Regions from separate parts of the Homo sapiens genome. Here region 1 is linked to region 2. A link is an interaction called in ENCODE POLR2A ChIA-PET data of the cell type or tissue named here. Cell type or tissue: IMR-90. All regions are shown on one strand.

Region 1 (2,500 bases), 310 kb after region 2:
CTAGATCTGTGTTTGCCGGTCTAGACGTTATCGGTGCACTTCCTTGAAGTGCCAGGTTGCAGCGATCCCAGAGCGTTGATAACGTGATCTGATCCCTAAGTTGAGACCTGTCTTCCTGTAACGCTTCCGAATAAGAGGTCCGGTCGAAAAGAGTTGAAAGATACGAAATTAGGTGGTCGTTGGAATCCTGATCGCAGTAAAGTGGTCCTTGGTAACTGCTCGAGTAGAACATGTCTGCATCCGCCAATAGTCCGCTAATAGGGAGGGCTGTGCGATTAAAGGCTTCCATCGATTGGGTAGTGTCCTTCAAGTGGGTGGCGAAGAGCCAGTCGGGCATATGTCATGAAGGTTTCTCCGACCGATTAATGGTTTGCTGCTTGACTAGCCTAGGGAAATAATAATAAAGGTAAAGTAAACTTTTTTAATGACATATGGGGCACAAAATAACTGGTGTCTTGTAAATGTTCTGTTTTTTTAAATAAAACTTCTCTACTTTAGTCTTTACTTTAAAAATATGTACTGTTTCCTTTTTTGTTGTTTTTTTGTTTGTTTTTTTTTCTTTTGTACTGAGCTCAGCATAGACTAATACTACCTTAATGTTAAAATCTGAATTTCTTTTAGCATTTTGCTTAAAAGCAATATGCTATTTGCTTATTCCGTGCCCTGACATAGATAATTTTTGAATTCTGATAGAATACAAGTGTGGTAAATGCCATGTTTGTACTTTATCTAACATCTTCTCTTTCAGTAGTCTTGTTTTTTTTATATCATGTGATTGTTTGTGTGTCCCCTTTCCTCTTCTTTGCTTAACACAATTATCTTGTGTTAAGGATCTCAAAGATTTCATGAGACAAGCTGGGGAAGTAACGTTTGCGGATGCACACCGACCTAAATTAAATGAAGGGTATGTACTGGAAACTGTGAAAGTCTTTAAAAATATCCGGAAAATTTTACTGTGAACTTAGTTTTGAGGACTTAAAATTTGAATATGTTAGAATGCAGAGATTCTCCAGAGACAATTTTGCTGCTTCCCTCCTCCCCCCCACACCTTTGGCAGTGTCTGGAGACAAGTTTGGTTGTCACAACTGGTTGAGAGAGGATGCTGTTGGCATGTAGTCAGTAGGGGCTAGGCATCCTGCTAAGCATCCCACGGTGCATAGGGAACCCCCTCAACAATGAATTGGCTCAAAGTATAACAGTGCCAAAACTTTGCTCTTTTAATGCTGTGTTATCCAGAAATAAGACTCAATAGTAGCAATAGCAAAAGTGAACATAGAAACGACTTACCTAGACTGCTGTGTGCAATGTGTGAGACTACAGGATGTATATACTTTAAAAGTGGCTGTTTTCCATTTTAGGGTGGTTGAGTTTGCCTCTTATGGTGACTTAAAGAATGCTATTGAAAAACTTTCTGGAAAGGAAATAAATGGGAGAAAAATAAAATTAATTGAAGGCAGCAAAAGGCACAGGTATCTCTAATTTTTTAAAGTCAAAAGTTGTATTTAATGGGTTTGTTGTAGAGTCTTATCTAGGCTGATTTCTTTTCATTTTTCATAGTAGGTCAAGAAGCAGGTCTCGATCCCGGACCAGAAGTTCCTCTAGGTCTCGTAGCCGATCCCGTTCCCGTAGTCGCAAATCTTACAGCCGGTCAAGAAGCAGGAGCAGGAGCCGGAGCCGGAGCAAGTCCCGTTCTGTTAGTAGGTCTCCCGTGCCTGAGAAGAGCCAGAAACGTGGTTCTTCAAGTAGATCTAAGTCTCCAGCATCTGTGGATCGCCAGAGGTCCCGGTCCCGATCAAGGTCCAGATCAGTTGACAGTGGCAATTAAACTGTAAATAACTTGCCCTGGGGGCCTTTTTTTAAAAAACAAAAACCACAAAAATTCCCAAACCATACTTGCTAAAAATTCTGGTAAGTATGTGCTTTTCTGTGGGGGTGGGATTTGGAAGGGGGGTTGGGTTGGGCTGGATATCTTTGTAGATGTGGACCACCAAGGGGTTGTTGAAAACTAATTGTATTAAATGTCTTTTGATAAGCCTTCTGCTCACATTTTTGTGAATGTCTGAAGTATATAGTTTGTGTATATTGACAGAGCTCTTTTATAACTAAAGCAAATTTAATTTTTTTGTACTAGAAAAAAATTTGAACATTTTAGTTCTTGGTTATAAAAATGTTAATTCAGAATTAGTTTAATGCCTTAATTAAACTAATTAATAGCTTTGGACACTTAAAAGAGCTCTAAATTTGCTTGTACATAAAGGCTTAATTTGTTTTCCTTGTTAGGGTCAAGGGTGTCCTCCACTCTTTAACAGCTGCTGGACAGACACATTAGAGCAGCTGTTTGTTATTGATAATAAAATATTATAAAACTACTTTTTGTCTGTTTGTCTGAAGAAGTCCTATGCTGATTATTTCTCATCCTTATACAGTAGATTTAAAACACAGAACACATCCAGAATCCTGGAGTTGGTTACGGTCTCTCTTTAAAAATAATGTTTTTGAC
Region 2 (2,500 bases):
GCTTTTTACCTTATGTCATAGCTCAATAAAAAGTCTTTAAAAGTCAGTGTCACCAGGTGTGATGGTTCATGTCTGTAATCTCAGCCACTTTGAGTGGCTGAGGTGGGAGGATTGCTTGAGCCCAGGAGTTTGAGACCAGCTTGGGCAACACAGTGAGACCCCCATCTCTACAAAAAATTAAAAAAAAAAAATTAGCTGGGGCCAGGCACGGTGGCTCACGCCTGTAATCCCAGCACTTTGGGAGGCCGAGGTGGGTGGGTCGCGAGGTCAGGAGATTGAGACCATCCTGGCTAATATGGTGAAACCCCGTCTCTACTAAAAATACAAAAAATTAGCTGGGCGTGGTGGCGGGCGCCTGTAGTCCCAGCTGCTCGGGAGACTGAGGCAGGAGAATGTCGCGAACCCGGGAGGCAGAGTTTGCAGTGAACCGAGATCACGCCGCTGCACTCCAGCCTGGGTGACAGAGCGAGACTCTGTCTCAAAAAAAAAAAAAAAAAAAAAAGCTGGATATAGTGACATGCACCTGTGGTCCCAGCTACTTGGGAAGCTGAGGTGGGAGGATTGCTTGACCCCAGGAGGTCAAGGCTGCAGTGAACTGTGATCACGCCATTTCACTCCAGCCTGGGCAACAGAGCAAGACTCTGTCTCAAAAAATTCACTTAAAAAAAAGGAAGAATTCTGTTCTAAATTAAGAGAGTCTGAAGAGATGAAATAATCAATTCCAGTGATTAACCTGGATTGGAGGTTCCTTTTTGATTGAACCAGATCAGAAATTTGAAAGTTCAAAAAACATGTTGGGGATGACAGCTGCACAATTCTGTGAACCTACCAAAAGCTATTGAATTGTACACTTAAAAAATGGGAACTCAACATTAAGGGCACATTCCTCCACAAAACTGCTCTCCAGACACCAGCAGCAAGTTCAGGAATTACCAGGTCATCCTTTCTTCTGACTAGCTGGCTGCAAATTTGGAGTTTCCCACAGCCACTCTCTGGTCAGTAATTTGCTAAAACAACTCACAGAACTCCAGAAAAAACTATGTTATGATTGCAGTTCTATTATAGCAAAAAGGACAGACCAGAAACAGAAGAAGAGGTGCCTGGGGCAAAGTCTGAGAGAGTCCCAAATGTGAAGCTTCCCTCATTCTCAGGGACACATTGCCCTCCCAGCATTGAAGCATGAAAATACTCTGACCAGGGACGTTCTCCTGAGTTTTGGTATCCGGAGTTTTTATTGAGGCTTCGTTATTTAGGTATGATTGAATCATTGGCTATGTGGTTGAACTCAATCTCTAGCCCCCTTTTCCTTCCTGGAGGTTGGACTGGTATCACATGACTCAAAGCCCCAACTCTAACTACATGGTTGGCTTTTCCGGGTGGCCAGCTCCCAGCCTGAGTCATCTTGCAAACATAAACTATCCAGGGGTCTTCCGTGAGTCACTGTGTTAGCAGAAACTATCAAGTGGGATCCCAGGAGTCCACCGTGAATAATGAATACTCCTATCACTCAGGAAATTCCAGAGAATTAGAGGTTACTTCCCAGAAACCAAAGACAAAGGCCGCCTAATTCTTTACTACACAGATGGTCAGAGCTGGACACTTAAAGGTGAAACCTGGCCAGGCGTGGTGGCTCACGCCTGTAATCCCAGTACTTTGGGATCACTTGAGGCCAGGAGTTCAAGACCAGCTTGGCCAACATGGCAAAACTCTGTCTCTACTAAAAATACAAAAATTAGCCAGGCGTGGTGGTGCATACCTGTAATCCCAGCTACTCGGGTGGCTGAGGCATGAGAATTGCTTGAGCCCAGGAGGCAGAGGTTGCAGTGAGCTGAGATCGCACCACTGCACTCTAGCCTGGGCAACAGAACAAGACTCTGTCTGGAAAAAAAAAAAAAAAAAAAAGTGAAACCTGAACCAAGACTTGAAAGAAGTGAGTACCTGAGCCAAGCAGATACCTGGGAGGAGAATATCCCAGGCACAGCAAATAGCTAGAGCACAGGTCCTAACATTAGAGCTTACTTGGCTTGTTCAAGAAGAAGCAAAAAGACAAGTGCAGCTGGAATGGAGTGAGGAAAGAATAGTTGAAAAGGAAGGGCTGGGAGCAGTGGCTCACACCTGGAATCCCAGCGCTTTGGGAGGCCGAGGTGGGTGGATCACGAGGTCAGGAGATCAAGACCATCCTGGCTAACACGGTGAAACCCCGTCTCTACTAAAAATACAAAAAATTAGCCGGGCGTGGTGGCGGGCGCCTGTAGTCCCAGCTACTTGGGAGGCTGAGGCAGGAGAATGCTGTGAACCCGGGAGGCGGAGCTTGCAGTGAGCCAAGATCACGCTACTGCACTCCAGCCTGGGCGACAGAGCGAGACTCTGTCTCAAAAAAAAAAAAAAAAAAAAAAAAAAAAATAAGGAAGACACATGGAGGGCCTAATTAAACTGACAAAGTCTCAATGCAAGCACTGACACAGAGATAGTGGAATGAAAGAGCCCAGCAGTAAGAAGC

Evidence for each region. Peaks named below come from ENCODE experiments on the same cell type or tissue, not always from the same donor. Only the 100,000 strongest peaks of a DNase experiment are listed, where the experiment ranks them.
Region 1: POLR2A ChIA-PET joins it to region 2 with 13 read pairs; 2 of 35 experiments call an interaction of 5 or more read pairs at or near these places.

What each region holds. Positions count from the first base shown.
Region 1 is chr14:69,769,637-69,772,136 of GRCh38, forward strand. SRSF5 (serine and arginine rich splicing factor 5) reads left to right here. Exons shown (of 8, transcript NM_001320214.2): 6 at 831-904; 7 at 1,359-1,469; 8 at 1,558-2,369. The coding sequence ends at 1,825. Among named protein-coding and RNA genes, the nearest start is that of SRSF5, 3.7 kb to the left of the region's middle. RefSeq lists an enhancer at 879-2,078. In IMR-90, no CTCF peak of the experiment used is centred here; no DNase peak of the experiment used is centred here.
Region 2 is chr14:69,463,600-69,466,099 of GRCh38, forward strand. No RefSeq gene overlaps it. Among named protein-coding and RNA genes, the nearest start is that of PLEKHD1, 20 kb to the right of the region's middle. In IMR-90, no CTCF peak of the experiment used is centred here; a DNase peak (open chromatin) is centred at 1,412; H3K27ac peaks cover 592 bases.